3 separate regions of the Mus musculus genome follow, and regions 1 and 2 are each linked to region 3. The links are chromatin loops, found by intact Hi-C in ENCODE. Cell type or tissue: heart. All regions are shown on one strand. Each heading gives the region's core, and the rest is flanking DNA. Links, peaks and the distances in the headings are about the cores only.

Region 1 (5,861 bases), core at 434-5,433, 630 kb after region 3:
GCGGACTTTTCTGGCCCTTGAGAGGAGTGAAGGGAGGCATTCTCTGCACGATCTGGAACTCTGATATCGGTTTCTGCTTCCTCTGCTAGCAGGTGCTGCCTCCCTCTAGGTAAGGGCATCGCCCTAAGTAAGGAGTCCTGCATGTCCTTACCAACACCCTGTGGACCCCACCTTCTCAGTCCGGAATCCCTTAGAGGGAGTCCAGCTTCCAAACCCACCCTACACAGGAGTGCTTGCCCTGCTGTTTGCTTTTCAGAGTTGAATTCACTAAGGCACCATGAGCATAAGGAAGCGCAGAGGCAGAAAGGACTTGAGCCTAAGGAAGATGTCAGGTCCTCTTTCTGGGCAGATGGGGATAACAGGAACAGCTCCATGGGTTGGTTGGTTGGTTGGTTTTTCTACCTTCCCTTGCCATGTATTTCAGATTACTTCTGGTTGTATGTGTTTCTTTTGTCTAAAGTCAAAGGGGGCAATAGCCCCCCAATTTGGCACATTTTCTTTCCCAGTCCTATACCAGAAGAATCTTCTAGAGCTGTGGCTTCCCACTGGATGCCACAGAGCCTTCTCAGCTCTCTGTTCCCTGGAAGAAGAGTCTCCAAGAGATCCAGCATCTATCCCCAGGCCTCCAGAGAGACTATGTTGGCAATAACTTGACTGTTTTGTTTTGTTTTGTTTGTTGGGGTTTTTTTGAGATTTATTCATTTATTTTATATATGTGAGTACACTGTCACTGTCTTCAGACACACCAGAAGAGGGCATCAGATCCTAGGATCGATGGTTATAAGCCACCATGTGGTTGCTGAGAATTGAACTTAGGACCTCTGGAAGAGCACTCTTAATCACTGAGCCATCTCTCCAGTCCCTTGACTGCTATTTATAAATATAACAAACTGTAGAAAAGATTCCAATAGCCTGAAAATTACTTCCTTTCCAGGGTGGGAGGAATGAGAGCTATATTAAAGAGCTATATTTATTTCACTTTCTTTAAAGCCTTTGAGAGAATTCAACATTCCTTATGGCTTCTTTTTATCCCTGTGTGGGGTGTGTGTGTGTGTGTGTGTGTGTGTGTGTGTGTGTGTGTGTTTCCTAGATTCAGTCTCCAGCTGGAGGCAGGGGGTGAGAAGTTCAAGGCTAACTATCCTCATAGCAAGTTTGAGACCAAGCTGAGTTACATGAGACCCACACAACAGTGTACAAGCATATATAAGGTTTCTGTTTTCCAAGGGGTACCTGATGTTACAGTGTCATCCAAAATACTATCCACTGTAGTCTTTCTAGTCTATCTGAGGCACATTTGTGTCCCTGGTGAGATAACACACAGGTAAACTGAATAAGTAAAAATAAAAACATGTCCATCTGGAAGCAATCAAACTCCTTTCATGGGGTATATGAGTCCTTGGTTGTTGATCACCTTAAGTATGCTGAAAGCAAGAGCCCTGAGTGTGTCCACTTCTGTCTTGCAGTCTGTCCAACGGAGGATCACAACTGTGTGCTGATTTCATACTTACCTCTCTACACCCCTTTTTTTCATTATAATCGTCTTTGTCAGACTCCCTGGGCAACTGCTCCTTACCCCTGAAGAGATGAAGGCAAGTCTTTGCCTGTAGCCCACCTGCATTTGCTCTTCTCATGGTCCTTGACTTCTCTCTGCTTGTTCTGTTGGGAGAGAAGTGTAAATAGAGCTAGACATAATGGCGCTTGCTGGTGATCTCACCCCCTTGGGAGGCTGAGGCAGAAGAAGCCTGAGGCTCAGTCTTGCTTGGGCCACATTGCAAGAATGTGTCATGAGTAAATGTATTGATTTGTTTTTTTTTTTAATTTTACACTTAAAAAAAAACAAATTATAAAGAAAAACAGATCAATAAGAGCCTTCTGCTAAGCAACTTTGGTAACCAATGAGTTAACATTTATACAGAGTGAGGAAGCATCTATAGGGTCTTCTGTTGTTAATATTTGGTTCTGCTCACATCTAGGTCTTCTGTCTTCCTAGGCCTTTGCTGCTCCCTCCCTCATGCCTTCTCAGGAGGCCACAGCAACTTCAGCACAAGCCCCACTCCCTCTCACCTCGTTGACACTCATACCCTAGAAAGACCCATAGCCCTGGTTACCAAAGGTAAGGTAAGAGAGCCCCAACTCAGAAGTCAGACTAATTTCAGAGAGAGAGAGAGACAGAAAGACAGAGAGATACAGAGACACAGAGCCAAAGACAGCGATTCCCAGCATCTAACCAAGCAAAGGAAAATGGAATTATGTCTTTACTTATGGTGAGAACAAATACAAACCCACACAGCCAGTCTGTTGCTTTCTAGCCTGAGATCTCATGATGGAAATAAGGTATCCTACACGTAGCCAAACTGCATACAATGCTGCAGCAAGTCGTGTAGTTGAGTTCTGCAACGTTGTGAAGCTGCTTTTATATGAGGATACGTGGACAAAGAAAAAAAGGGGAGTGGTCACTGACTTTTCTGGATTAAGTTCCAGGGTTGGAGGGATGGTGAAGAAGGTAAGAACACTTGCTGCTCTAGCAAAGGGCCCGGTTTGGTTCCCAGCACCCACATCAGGTGGCCCACAACCCACTCCAGTTCCAGAGGATCTGATGCCATCTTGTGGCCTTCATACACCTACACATACATACACTCACGTTCACACACATATCCATAAAAGAAATAAATTTTTTCTTTTTTTTTTTTTACCCCAAAAGTGGAGAAATGGAAATAAAGGTCCCCAGGGCTCAAATGTTGCTCTAGTGACACTAAGCCACACCTGCTTTTTACCCTGAGTGTCATCCTGCAGTGTGTTCAACCAGCTTGAAGTGGTCATGAGGCCCAGGGTCTTCTCTTAAAACACAAAGATAAATCTGTTACTTAGTTATCTGTGCTATATATATATATATATAAAAATCCCCCAAAGCTAATGGATTAAAACAATAAACCTTCATTATCTGTCTGTAGGTCAGGAATCCAGGAAAGCTGGTGATTCAGACTCAGGAGCTCAAGGATGGTTGCCATCAAGATGTTGAGTGTCCCTGAGCTGGAGGGTCTGCCTCCAGGCTCCACCCACACTCCTTGATAATTAGATCAAGACTTAGCTCTGGGCTGCAGCCATAACTCAGCTGGCAGAGAATGTCAGGCAGAAAGCCCTGGGTTTGATTCTCAGCACTGAATAACCCAATGTGTGATGCTGAGCTATATTCCCAGCACTAGGAAGCAAAGGCAGAAGATGCAGGCTAAACTACATGAAGTCCTGGCATAAGCCTTCCCACTTCTGACCTTGTGGACCTCGCAATAGAGTTGCCTGATTAAGAACAGAGACTACCCCACCCGGGGATCCATCCCATAATCAGCCACCAAACCCAGACACTATTGCATATGCCAGCAAGATTTTGCTGAAAGGACCCTGATATAGTTGTCTCATGTGAGGCTATGCCAGTGCCTGGCAAATACAGAAGTGGATGCTCACAGTCATCTATTGGATGGAATACAGGGTCCCCAATGGAGGAGCTAGAGAAAGTACCCAAGGAGCTGAAGGGGTCTGCAACCCTATAGGTGGAACAACAATATGAACTAAACAGTACCCCCCAGAACTCATGTCTCTAGCTGCATATGTAGCAGAAGATGGCCTAATTGGCCATCTTTGGGAAGAGAGGCCTCTTGGTCTTGCAAACTTTATATGTCCCAGTACAGGGAAACACCAGGGCCAATAAGTGGGAGTGGATGGGTAGGGGAGCAGGGCTGGGGGAGGGTATAGGGGACTTTCGGGATAGCATTTGAAATGTAAATGAAGAAAATATCTAATAAAAAAATAAACTTAAAAAAAAAAAGAAAAAAAAAAGAGCAAGAGGCCACCGACTTCCCCAGGACAGGGATCAAAGGGAGAGAACAGAACGAGCTGTACCCTTCAGTCACTGGAAACCCTCATCCAGGACCAGGGGGACTAGGCTCTGCTTTTTCAAGGAAGGACTAATCCAGAGGGTTTTTTTAGGGGGGGGGGAATACTCTTAGGACACCTCAGCTAGCTGCCCTTTAAATTTCACATGAGGGAAAACAAAACCTTGCCCTCAAAACTGTCTTCTCTTCCATGTCATGATTTTTTCCTGGACCGAGTAACTCTCTTGCCTTGGAGCTAAAAGTAACCTTGGATGAGACCGTTCCTGGGTGATGGCAGCTGCTTCTGATGATGAATGATCGACCTCCTAACCTTGTGTCGAGCTCTGTTCTGCAAACCTCACGTGAACTGATATGCTCCATTTTCCCAACAACTCTGAGAGGGCAATCAGCATCCCCATTGTACAGTCAAGAACACTGAGGCATGGGCGGGGGTGGGGGGCTACCATTTAAACAGTACTGTACAGCCAATCAGAGTTAGAAGATTTAGCCCAAGCCTGGTTTTCATACACTGTATGATCTTGTGATTGTGGCCAATATAAAAAATTTCTCCAGCGCACTCATTCTCTTGAGATCATAGGATTTGGAGAGAAAAAGTTAACAAGTCCTCGTGGAGCAAGTGAATGTCATAGGGAGGAAGATGCTTCTCTGGGGGAGAGTGGGCTCACAAAATTATTTTCAAGAGCTTAACCATACTGCCAAGTACAGAGGCCAAAGCTGCAATTGGCTATTGGAGAGAAGACTGTAACTGCACCATTGTGAGGGTCCATTAGAGGAATGGGTCTCCTCACAGGCCCCTGTATGCTTGAAGATGACTGTGCACTACGCACTGTGCACTGCGTCTACACGCGGTGGTAATAGCTAAGTGACTGAGAGCTCTTCCAGATACCTTAACTTTCTCTGTGTACTGTGAGAAAATTTGTCCCCTGAAACCTGACTTTTTTTTTCATAATTTATGTACCCTGACCAAACACAAATCTGTGCACAGAGAGGAAAGGAAGCTGCTCACTGGCTTCCTTCCTGAATTTTAAGTATCTGCCAAATAGTATAACAATGCCTCAACGTTTCTTTTGGCTGCCCCCGAGGAAGAGGAAGGCAGTAGCATTATAGAAGCACTAGGAATCCTGTATATGATAGAGTCTGTAGCAATAATATACACCTACTACATTGCATGGTAGAAACCCACTCCCTCCAATGAAGAAGGACTCTGTCTTTGAATGTATCCCCATCTGAACCAGCCCTTATTATTCAAAACAGACACTGTGGCTATAAAAGAGGCTCTACTTCAGGTTGGCTTCAGTAGATACCGAACACATTGAGTGTTTGCTTCAGGAGCCTCAGAACAAATGATGTACATCAAAGACAGCTCATCTTCCAGTCACTGGGGTTGGATGGGAAAGGAAGATCAGAGGATGAACTTAGGCACCAAGATTGATTCTCCAGTTTGTGGCACTCCAAGCCAGTATCAGGGAAATGCCACCTGATCCTTCAGCCAGTCATGCTGGTCACACCTCCCTTCTCTCCATTAACTTTCTACTAATAAATTAATGGAGGGGGGATGTCACTGTGTTCCAAGAAGGTCTAGTTGGATGTAGTGGCCTGGGGCCACAATCCCAGCACTTATGAGGAAGAACAGGAGAATCTCCAGTTTGAGTCCAGCAGGAAAGGAAGGAAAGAAAGGGGAGGGGGAACTAGAAAAAAGAGAAGAAGGGAAATGGGGAGGAAAGCAAAAGAAAGAAATGAGACACAGAAGAGAAGGAGATATGGAGGGACAAGGGGAGGCAGAGGGGAAAGGGGGTGGAAAGAGGGGGGAAGGGAAGACAAGCATTTTACCAGGGAGGATGCACTGCCCCCTGAAGGAAGATGAAAAGAGGGGGACAGCAGGGGAGAAGGAAAGACACACTGCCCCCTGAAGTAGCCTACTAAGTGCTTCAGAATAAACTAATACTTTCCTGAGGAAAATGGAGGGGGGTTACT
Region 2 (5,861 bases), core at 424-5,423, 650 kb after region 3:
AAGACAGAGAAGGACACACAGGGACAGAGAGACAGAGAAAGACAGAGAGATAGACAAAGAGAAAGACAGAGACACAGAGAAAGACAGAGAAAGTGGGGAAGGGGGAGGAGAGAGAGAGAGAGAGAGAGAGAGTCAACTCCAACTTAACTGTGCTCCGTAGTTACAAAGCTGGTTTTGAAATGAAGACATCTCATCCGTTGAGTCTCTGTCATTCATAATTCATAATTTAAATAGTATGATTCCCAATTCTAACAATAAAAAATGATGGGGACTGTGTACCTCGATCCTTAAGGGGTGTCTAAATTCTTCAGCGGCAGCGGCAATGGCAGCTTGTTTTCCGACTCATCCCACCCGCCTCTGAAGAAAGGCGGGTGCCTCTAGCCAGGTGCTGTCCGGGATCTGCCCCCAGGATCCCAGGAGTGTGAGCTGCTGGGCTCAGTCGGGAAGAGGTCACCCTGCCCTCCACTCTTCGGCCCGGGGTTCCAGGCGAGCTGCAGTGGGTGTGGCAGGGCCTGCCTGCCTTGTGGGCCCAGGGTTTGCTGCTTTCAAACCCTCTTGGGGCTCCTGATTGTTTTTCCTTGGGGACCTCCTAACTCTTGCGCACACTTCCTAATAAAGCCGGGGCCCTTCCAAACAAGGAGCAGAGGAAGAAACCGACCGGCTCATCTCAACACCACGCTTCTATATGTATACAGCTATATATTGGAGAGGGCAAGGCTCTACTTGAAAGCGATTGATTTGCATTTTAATTAAAAATAAATGAAAGCTGTTGGGCAAATCGGAGGTTGCAGGAGGGGGTCACAGGGAGAGGTGTGGAAGGTGGATCCACCTCTTGGATTTTGAGCCTATGGGGGAGCGGTGAGCGGGTGCTCAGGTTCCCTTGCAGCCTGCTCCCGGAATCTGCAGCTTGAGGGATCCACTAGGCTCCGTACTCTCCCTTGACCTTTGAAGCAGCGCGCAGCGCTCCACGCGCAATAGATACTTCTGCTTTAAGAGAAAGGAACTGTCATTAAATCCAGGGTGACACAGGATGAATGCGAATGAAACCTTAGCTAACTGTATTTAGGCTCGCAAAGATGCCAACGGTTCTGCTCCGAATATATTAGTGTGGAGGTGCTCAAGGGTGCTGTAGAAAGGCCATTGCTACAAAAAAGGAGGGAGGGGATTATGTGTGTTTACAGCAAACCAAACAACAATAAAGCCCCCACACACTAAACAACAAAAAGTCTCTTCTGAACTTGCTTTGTCGAACCCTCTAGAAGATTTTAACCACTTCATTTCGCCGAGCATTGGGACCTATTCGGGCTGAATAAAAGAAAGATTAGTTTTAAGTCAGTGTTAACAAAGTGAGTCGAGCTAGTTGCTACACAGAAATACAAGGAAGACCCAAGAAGGTCCCCCAAGATGGCCTAGCCTGGTCTCCGGAGCAGACAGGGGGAGAAAAAAATCACGCGTGGATCTCTTTGCTGCGGCTAAGTGTTGTGATGTGAGAACCGGACCTGAACCGAAGTTCTGCCAAAGGTGAAGAAGACGATTAGGAAAAGAACTAGACTGGGGTCAACTCATGCTCCACAGGGCAACAAAGGCCCTTGGGGACTTTCCATTCCGTGCTCGCCTGTGAGGAACTGCCAGCAGATGCACGGTGGGTTCTTCTACCAAAAAAAAAAAAAAACCCAGACCCCTCTCCAGAATTTGCCTCAGCCTCCCTGGGGACAACTCCCCCCACCCCCCAAGCCCAGCAAAACAGCAACAGCAGGCGTAACCAGAACTGGGGTGCCTCACGGAGGATTTCAGAAGACCCCAGAAGGTTGGGAAAGGGCAAACACAAAATGTCTAGAAGTGTCTGCGACAGAGTAGGTTTACATAGGACTGCAAATACATCGCTTTTTGAACAAAAATTACCCCTCTCCCTGTCCCCCCCCCCCCGACCTATTTGCAACCCTTGGTATGCAATCTTGGTTTGAAATATATATTCTGGAATGTGGCAACAGGTGGAGAATCATATGCTTGAAAAAAAATAAACGTCTATTGGTTTCCAGAGTTAACTCACTGAAAAAACGCTAGGCCAGTCTGATGCCTCAGATTTGATCTGATGTGAACAGCTATGATATATATATAAGGATGAGCAACGAGCATGCTTTTTTGATAGACTCCATAAACCGGTTTCTCCCGTGGGAATGCGCGCCTGAGTGGGTGGGTGGTGGTCCTTGCCGCCGTCTCCCGGTGCAGTTTCTTATTCTTTCCTACAGAAGGGGGGGGGGGGAGTTATTTATTCCCTAAATCACTGGGCCTACGCGCTCTTGTGAAATCCTGTGCACTTATCGCCCTCTTGTGGAATAACACATTCTTAGCATTTCTCTGACGCCTAAGGAAGAACCGGAGGTTTCAATGGCATAGGTCGCCTGTGCATAACCCTCGTGGTATTTGTTGGCATTTGCTTAATTTCTATCTGATCTGCCAAATATATAGCGTGAAGGGTGAATCTTTTAGCTCTTGCTTTAATTCAGGTACCAATCGAAAATAAGCTATTTAGTTAGTTCGTGTTTCGGGATAGAGTTTCTTTGTGTAGCGTTAGCTGTCCTGGAACAATCAGCAATGAGTATGTATGTATGTATGTATGTATGTATGTATGTATGTATGTATGTAGTACGTATTTGGGTTTTTGAAACAGGGTTCCTCTGTGTAGTTCTGGCTGTCCTGAAACTCACTCTGTAGACCAGGCTGATCTCGAACTCAGAAATCTACCTGCCCCTGCCTCCCCAGCACTGGAATTAAAGGTGTGCACTTTGGAGAGTATATCTTATAAACATCATCTGTCAGTATAAAAGCTGATGGCCAGTGAGCTGAGGCAGGAAATAGGAGGTGGGAAACTGGCAGGAAGAGAGAGGATTCTGGGAAATAGTAAGAGATAAAAGAGTCTAGAGACAGACCAAGAAGACAGAGTAAACCAACAGGAAGACACTAAGGAAGAAGCAGGCCAGAACTGAAGGAGAGATAACTAACTACATGGTAGACATAGACTAGTTTAAATGGGTTAAATAAGTTATGAACTAGTCAGGGAATGAGCAAAACCAACAAGAACAACAAAAAAACAAAACCAACCAACCAAAAAAATCAACAACAGAAAACTCAAGAGAGAGCAGAGGTTTAGTTAATAGAGGAGCAGATATAAGACGGAGATGCTTTATAAGCAAAAGCAATTTGCCTCGAGATGACTTGTCTGTCAAGGCTCCTTCCTCGATCTTCTCATTTACCATCCACCCCTTCCAGTAGTCACTTCTCCTTAAACAGACCATGCAGTGACAGAACCAGCAGCTAGGAAGTGCTCAGTGCTCTAAGTACTTGACAGCTCTCATTCAGCTCTGCCAACCAGGCAACAAAAGCATCCCACTATGCAATCAGGTTGCAGAACAATACATTTAAGAATTCTGCTGTAGATGGATAAGTAAGAAGTTAGGGATTTTTATACACACACACCTCTCAATCTGGCTGCAAAGCCATCCATAATTTTAATTGGCATATTATACTGCTCTTCTGTAATAGAAGAAAAAGAGAGAAAAAAGAAGGAGAAGGAGGAGGGGGCGAGGAGAACGGAGAGGAGGAGGACAGGTTGAAATGTATGTGAAAGCATGGGGCTGGTGATGTAGCTTAAAGGTAGAATATTTACCCAGCATGCCGCTCAAAGGCCTGGGTTCCATGCACAGCTCAGGAAAAAATAGAAAGAAAGAAAGAAAGAAAGAAAGAAAGAAAGAAAGAAAGAAAGAAAGAAAGAAAGAAAGAAAGAAAGAAAGAAAGTGGCCATCACTGGAAAGAGAGGCCCATTGGACTTGCAAACTTTATATGCCCCAGTACAGGGGAATACCAGGGCCAAAAAGGGGGAGTGGGTGGGCAGGGGAGTGGGGGTGGGTGGATATGGGGGACTTTTGGTATAGCATTGGAAATGTAAATGAGTTAAATACCTAATAAAAAATGGAAAAAAAAATAAAAAAATAAATAAAAAAAAGAAAAAAAAAAAGAAAGAAAGAAAGAAGGGAGGGAGGGAGGGAGGGAAGGGGGAGGGAGGGAGGGAGGGAGGGAGGGAAGGAAGGAAGGAAGGAAGGAAGGAAGGAAGGAAGGAAGGAAGGAAGGAAGGAAGGAAAAAGACAGGGGGGAAGCACATAATAGCAGCTTGAATACTGCAAATCGGCAAGTGACTCTACCTTTTCATTACAGCAAAAACATAATTCACCATGTCTTGGGCAGGAAAAATATTTTTGGACCATATCAAATAAAAATTTAGTCTCTGGGGGCTGGAGAGATGGATCAGCAGGTAGGAGAACTGACTGCTCCTCCAGAAGTCCTGAGTTCAATTCCCAGCAACCACATGGTAGCTCACAACCATCTGTAATGGAATCCAATGTCCTAGTGTCTAAAGACAGTGACAGTGTGCCCACATACAAAAAATAAATAAAATAAATCTTTTTTTTAAAGAAGAAAGAATTTAGTCTCTGAAAATAAATGATCTTGGCTTATAAACAAGTCAAATATCTAAGTTTCAAAGAGATTTTATTTTTTTTTTTGTTATTTGTTTAAGTCAGACCACTTTTTGTTTCTGGTTCTGTTTCTGTTTCTCTTTCTGTGGTCCGGGGTATTTTGTCCCAGGCTTTATGCTTGCTAGGCCCAGGCTTTCAAGAGATCTATTTTTTTAAATATTTTTATTAGGTATTTTCCTCATTTACATTTCCAATGCTATCCCAAAAGTCCCCCTACCCTCCCCTCCCCACTCCCCTTCCCCCCCACTCACACTTTTTGGCCCTGGCATTCCCCTGTACTGGGGCATATAAAGTTTGCAAGTCCAATGGGCCTCTCTTTCCAGTGATGACCGACTAGGCTATCTTTGATACGTATGAAGCTAGAGTCAAGAGTTCCGGGATACTGGTTAGTTCATAATGTTGTTGCACCTATAGGGTTGCAGATCCCTTTAGCTCCTTGAGTATTTTCTCTAGCTCCTCTATTGGAGGCCCTGTGATCCATCCAATAGCTGACTGTGAGCATCCACTTATGTGTTTCCTAGACCCTGGCGTAGTCTCACAAGAGACAGCTATATCAGGGTCCTGTCAGCAAAATCTTGCTAAGTGTATGCAATGGTGTCAGAGTTTGGAGGCTGATTATGGGATGGATCCCTGGATATGGCAGTCTCTAGATGGTCCGTCCTTTGGTCTCAGCTCCAAACTTTGTCTCTGTAACTCCTTCCATGGGTGTTTTGTTCCCAATTCTAAGAAGGGGCAAAGTGTCCACACTTTGGTCTTCGTTCTTCTTGAGTTTTATGTGTTTTGCAAATTTTAACTTATATCTTGGGTATTCTAAGTTTCTGGGCTAATATCCACTTATCAGTAAGTACATATCATTTGAGTTCTTTTGTGATTGGGTTACCTCACTCAGGATAATGCCCTCCAGGTCCAATCATTTGCCTAGGAATTTCATAAATTCATTCTTTTTAATAGCTGAGTAGTACTCCATTGTGTAAAGGTACCACATTTTTTGTATCCATTCCTCTGTTGAGGGGCATCTGGGTTCTTTCCAGCTTCTGGCTATTATAAATAAGGCTGCTATGAACATAGTGGAGCATGTTTCTTTCTTACTACTTGGAACATCTTCTGGATATATGCCCAGGAGAGGTATTGCGGGATCCTCCAGTAGTACCGTGTCCAATTTTCTGAGAAACCACCAGACTGATTTCCAAAGTGGTTGTACAAGCTTGCAATCCCACCAACAGTGGAGGAATGTTCCTCTTTCTCCACATCCTCGCCAGAATCTGCTGTCACCTGAATTTTTGATCTTAGCCATTCTGAATCTCAGGGTTGTTTTAATTTGCATTTCCC
Region 3 (5,861 bases), core at 534-5,533:
TGTGTGCGTACCCCTCCCCCAAAGTCACATAAGTAAAGGTGAAAGGTGATTTCAAGCTTACGTGTCTTAGATTTACCTTCAAAATGGCTACCAGATAGTGAGCAACCATGAGCTATGATTAGAAGCTGTTTGCATATGTTACCTCATGTCATGGTGTTGGGTGGGAAGTCACACTGGCCACATTTTACAAGTGCAGGCTAAGGGGGATACCGCACACTTGGGTCAAAGCCCGCCCTCCAGTAAGCAGTGACTGTCTGCCTCCTTTACTGTTGATCCCCCTTTCTGCACTGACCGTTAGGGGTGTCCATGTCAGGCAGGGTTGAGACTGTTAGTGGTCTGGTCTTGGAACAGCAAGCTAATGGTTTCTCTGGTTCCTTCAGGGTTACCATTCTATTTGTGGTAAGAACTCTAATCAGAACAAGCAATTTTTTTTTCTGGGCTTGTGGCATTGCAAAAGTGACTGTCACACAAACTCAAGACTGGGTCAAACTTGATCTCACAACTCCATCTGGAAATATTCTTCTTTTCTTTAAAAACAAAACCCAGCCGTGTATAAGTGTTTTTCTGTATGTCTGGGTACCATGAACATGTCTGGTGCTTGCAGGGGACAGAAAGGGGTACTGGATTCCAGGGAACTGGAATTACACACTGTTGTTAGCCACCACGTGGGTGCTAAGCATCAATCTCCAGGCTCTGGAAGAGCAGCCGGTTCTCTTAACAGTTGAGCCCTTGGAATATTCTTAACACTGACTTTGAAACCATTACAGAAAGTCAGCTACTTACCCCTCAGTGCCTGAGGATCCTGGAGTTCAGAGTTTCTTTTTAGTCATTTATTTTTGAGTCAGGGTCACATTGTATAGACCCTGGCCAGCCTGGAATTCACACTATTAGACCAGGATGGCTCTGAGCTCATAAAAATCCACCTGCTCCTGCCTTCTGAGTATTGGGATTAAAGTTATGTATTACCTCTCTTTCCTGGCTGATGGAGTGTCTTAGTCAGGGTTTGTATTCCTGCACAAAACATCACGACCAAGAAGCAAGTTGGGGAGGAAAGGGTTTACACTTCCACATTGCTGTTCATCACTAAAGGAAGTCAGGACTGGAACTCAAGCAGGTCAGGAAGCAGGAGCTGATGCAGAGGCCATGGAGGGATGTTACTTACTGGCTTTCTTCCCCTGGCTTGCTCAGCTTGCTTTCTTATAGAACCCAGGACTACCAGCCCAGGGATAGCACCACCCACAATGCACCCTCCCACCCTTGATCACTGATTGATAAAATGCCTCATAGCTGGATCTCATGGAGGCATTTCCTCAAGGGAGGCTCCTTTCTCTGTAATAACTCCATCTGTGTCAAGTTGACACATGAAACCAGCCAGTACATGAAATATCTTATTCTCAATTATCTTATCTTTTCTTCCTTCCCATTTTATTGATGCAGGGTCTTTCTACATAGGTCAGGCTAACCTTGGGCCCCTTGTCCTCCTCTGTTGGCTTATTGAGTGCTGAAGTTCTAAGCCTGTGCCACCCTGCCCAGCATTCCTGCCTCATTTTCTCACAGTGATATAACATCTTTTGGTCTGTTTGGCATTTTGTATTCCTCTTACTGTTCAGAAATAGCTGAATAGGATATGGAGGTAGTGTTTGGGACTTGAATGTGGATTTAACATTTAGAAGGAGGCTTGACCAAGGCCACGTGACTAAGGCCACTAGAAGGACACCTGGGGGTGAGAGAGTGGCGGTCGACTTTTGCAAATATTACTGGGGACTCTGGGGTATAAGCTTGGATATTTTAATTTTTTATCTTAAATAATAATAATTTGCCTTGAATTTTTCTCTAGGGCCCTGTGAATTCCTTTGTTTACTAATGGGTTAGATAACCTAGGATATTCAGAAGTACCAAATGTTAGGCATCCCTATCTGTTGATGTTGGGTAAAGTTGACAGACACATTGTTAAACTTTGGCGTGTAAGTGCATGTGTCTTTATGTTTCTATTCATCAAAACAGCATGGTTAGAAATCAGAAACTGTCAGTATAGAGGTTTTTGGAGGGTGTGGTGGGGGTGGAGTGTCAGGGTTTCAGTATGCAGTCTAGCTATGTAGTTTAGGCTAGCCTCAAATTCACAGAATCCTCTTGTGACCACTTCCCACGTGCTGGGGTCAAAGGTTTGCACCCTGACGCTTGTTAGAAGACATTTGCTGCTGCTGCTTCTTCTCAAAGATCCTGCCTATCTTATTACTTCCATTAAAGGCAGATATCCACAGTTGTGAATGACAAGGCTCCTCTAGCAGTTTCTATAGAGTAGATGCATGAGCAGCGGCGAATTATAATACATCCATAAGCAGAATAATAAATGGCTTAGATGCACAAAACTCGGCCACTCTTTGGGGTCGAGGGAGCGTTGCTCACAAGGAATGCAGGGAAAACAGCTGGTAATGAGAACACACAGGGCGACAGTGTTAGCTGCCTCTGAGAAGCCAGGAACTGATGTTGGGGCTCACTACCACTGGGTGTCGCTACAGGCAGCCTGCTAGTCAAGGTTAAACTACAGTCAAGGGAATGCCCAGCTACAAACACCAGAGGAACAAAAGTGTTTCTCTCAACACGGATTAGGAGTTTGAAGCAGAGGGAAGTTTTCGCCATGGATGGAATGAATCTAGAGAGCTAAAGAATCGCAGCTGGAGCAGTTCAACCGTAGGGGCCACCCTACCAGCTCAGTGAAGTAAGAGCGCAGGGAGAAAGTTCAGTTGGATTGCTAACAGCACTACACGAATGCTTTGTAGGATTTCGATTCACGTGGCCTAATTACTCTCTTGGAACGTCATACCCTGTTACATTAAAGGCCACACACCTTTTACTCTGTCCTCTCGGTGTCTGTAGCATATGTGGTAGGAGACCCTAGAGGAAATGGTGGGATTACTTCAATTGGCTTTGGTTCTTAGCTTTGGCTCCAATGCCACCCTGCCTTGGGCACCTGTTCGACATTTTTTGCCTTATCAGTCCCTGTATTTGACTTATTTAAGTATCCAGATCTCTTCTTCTCACCTCTCGATGATCTGCTTGGAACTCTGGGGCCAGGGGTTGCGGGTGGGGGATAGACTGGGGCCAGGGGAACGCAGAAGCAGCTGGCCGATAGGAAGGTGGTCACTTCCTGTCTTCTCCCCTCACACCTCCTGCTGAGGGGCAGGCTCTGTAGCAGGATTCTCAGCGGGGCTGGCTGCCACTGCTCCCTGGATATCCTGGGTTCTCACCCACAGCATCGGTACTGGCTCCCAGTAATTTAGTGAATTACCTTTTCTCTGGTGTGTAGAGCAAGTCACCATCTTTCCCATGAAAGTATTTTGTTCTGAGAATATAAATACAAAGCAAGGAAGATGACTTCTGCTGATTAAAAAAACACTGCTCCTAGTTTTTGAAGCTCTCAGAAACAATTAAAGGAAAATCCTGGTGTTCTCCTACTTTGACCAAGTGACATCAGGTTTTTTGTTGTTGTTGTTTCTTCATTTGTATGTTTATTTTTTAATTATAAGTAGGTTTCACTGTTAGATACAATATTCCTGTCTCTCTCTCACACATAAAAACACAGTTACCTATTGCTGTGAACAATGGCTACAAAACTTAGTCCTTTTATTTGCTTATTTTTCACTAAAATTTTGTATATAGGTGTTTTGCTTGCATGTATGTCGGTGCATCGTGTGTGTGTGCTGTGTCCTTGGAGGTAGGCGTCTCTGGAACTGGAATTACAGATGGCTCTGAGCCCCCATGCTGTGCTGGAGACCCAACCAGGGTCCTCTGGAGGAGCAGCCAGTTCTCCTAACCTTTGAGCCATCTCTACAGTCCGTGAAGTTAGTGCTTTTAACTGACAAGCATGTGACATCACCGTTTCTGTGGGCTGCAGGGTCTGTGTGCAGTTGGCCAGAACCTGGCTCAGACTCTTAGCCTCAGGGCTCGGAGGAATCCTCTGGGGTGAGGACATCCCAGCACTCTTTTTATTTATTTTTATTTATTTTTATTTATTTTTATTTATTTTATTTTTATTTTTTATTTATTTTTATCCCAGCACTCTTTGTGATACGGTCCTATATCCATAGAGCAGCTTTCAGCTGGCCAGCCCCAGCAGTCAGACACCAACCTTAGCCTCAGACAGGTTCCAGAAGGGGAGATAAGGAACAGGCAGAGGGGAATAATGGATGAATGAGGCAGAGACTGTGGCTGGTGGAGCTTGGATCTCTGACTGACTAGTAACCAGGATGTTCCTTTATCTAAACAGATTCCACAGGAGACAAAAACCCATGATTTCAAGAGAAATACAGATCAAATCATTTTGTCTTTGGACAAGTGTTACAAGCACAGAGAGAATAGTATTAGCAATCTCAAATCAGTTTAGACTACCTGAGCATTTATAACATATGACATTGTATTCTTCAGGAGAGTGAAACACTAAACAGACAGAAAAGGATCCGAGCCAGTCTAGGTGAGTTTCCAAGGCTTGGCCATAGGGATTGGAGGACAGCTTTGTGATGCAGCCTGGCTTAAAAGTTTGAAAGCTCTTCCAGTACTCTCTCTCTCTCTCTCTCTCTCTCTCTCTCTCTCTCTGTGTGTGTGTGTGTGTGTTAAAAGACCTCACTGTAACTTAATATGAGCCAGTCTCCTCATAATTATCAAATTCTTATGTTCCTTTTATATTATTTTTGTATCAGCTTTATTATCAAGGTTGTTTTAGGCAAACTAATTCTGTTATTAAGTTTTGATATTCTGGGGGCTATGTCCTGTAGATTATACATAGGAGGAAGTCTGTCATCTGAGCTGTTGACAAATCTCTTGTTTTTGAGCTTGCTTAGGAGCAGGGGTGCCAAGAGAACTCTGAGGCGATCCAACTTTGTTGTGCTTTTCCTAATCTCTATGGCAAGGAAAGGACAGATAAGGTTACTTCTTTGATAGCAGAAATATATATATATATATATATACATATATATATGTATATATATATATATATATATATATATATATATATATATATATATATGGCAAGGAAAGGACAGATAAGGTTACTTCTTTGATAGCAGAAATATATATATATATATATATATATATATATATATATATATATATATATATATATATATGGCAAGGAAAGGACAGATAAGGTTACTTCTTTGATAGCAGAAATATATATATATACATATATATATATATATATATGTATATATATGTGTGTGTGTATATCCCCCCCCCCCCCGGGAAAAAGGATAATTGAATCATAAAAGTCCCCCACAAATGCAACTTGTAGAGATCAGAAACCCAGGGCGAAAGCCAGCATCGTGGTTGGAGACAGCACTGGGCTCAGCTTTGCCGGACTGACTGACTGACTTTGTCAGACAGCTGTGCTGGCCTCATGGCTCTCCCTGTTTCTCACTAGTCACGATTGTGCCAACATGGAGGCTGGCTTTCCTCCCAGTGAGTGAGCCAACCACAGAACGGCAGAATGCACCAGGACAGAAGCGAAGTCTTTGTAACCTCTTCTGGAAGGCATTGTGTTTCCCTCGCTAAGCTCTGTTCAGCAGGAAAGGCTGCATTCAAAGGGAGGCAGCCACACGAGCCTGTGAATGGCTGCAGGCCATCTTGGAATTAGTTGTCTAACAGGAGATGGAGACTCTGTGGGCTTTTGAATATGATTACTGTTGTGCTCAGATTATTGGAATTCAGTCTCGCCTTTTTTGTAGCATAAGCAGTTGATGTGAACAATAACTTTTTCTTGTTGAGCAGATTATTGAACTTGTTACAGAACCCACTGAGGGTTTTAGGAGGGCACAGCGCTTTGAGCGGCATCTTGGATGAGTTTCTAATAGTACGATGTTTACAAT

The links. A loop is a pair of places that touch in the nucleus more often than their neighbours do. Peaks named below come from ENCODE experiments on the same cell type or tissue, not always from the same donor. Only the 100,000 strongest peaks of a DNase experiment are listed, where the experiment ranks them.
Region 1: a loop joins it to region 3, with 5 times the contacts of the local background. A loop is called at or near these places in 19 of 42 quality-filtered maps.
Region 2: a loop joins it to region 3, with 17 times the contacts of the local background. A loop is called at or near these places in 21 of 42 quality-filtered maps.

The regions. Positions count from the first base shown.
Region 1 is chr5:101,649,130-101,654,990 of GRCm38, forward strand. It overlaps Gm42132 (a long non-coding RNA gene), which reads right to left. Exons shown (of 2, transcript XR_880487.2): 2 at 1,165-1,656. Among named protein-coding and RNA genes, the nearest start is that of Gm42132, 3.3 kb to the right of the region's middle. In heart, for the core only: no CTCF peak of the experiment used is centred there; no DNase peak of the experiment used is centred there; H3K27me3 peaks cover 3,823 bases.
Region 2 is chr5:101,667,322-101,673,182 of GRCm38, forward strand. No RefSeq gene overlaps it. Among named protein-coding and RNA genes, the nearest start is that of Nkx6-1, 5.5 kb to the left of the region's middle. In heart, for the core only: a CTCF peak has its summit at 2,353 (motif pointing left); no DNase peak of the experiment used is centred there; H3K27me3 peaks cover 2,624 bases.
Region 3 is chr5:101,018,476-101,024,336 of GRCm38, forward strand. No RefSeq gene overlaps it. Among named protein-coding and RNA genes, the nearest start is that of n-TDgtc1, 28 kb to the left of the region's middle. In heart, for the core only: a CTCF peak has its summit at 2,504; no DNase peak of the experiment used is centred there; H3K4me3 peaks cover 419 bases; H3K27ac peaks cover 466 bases.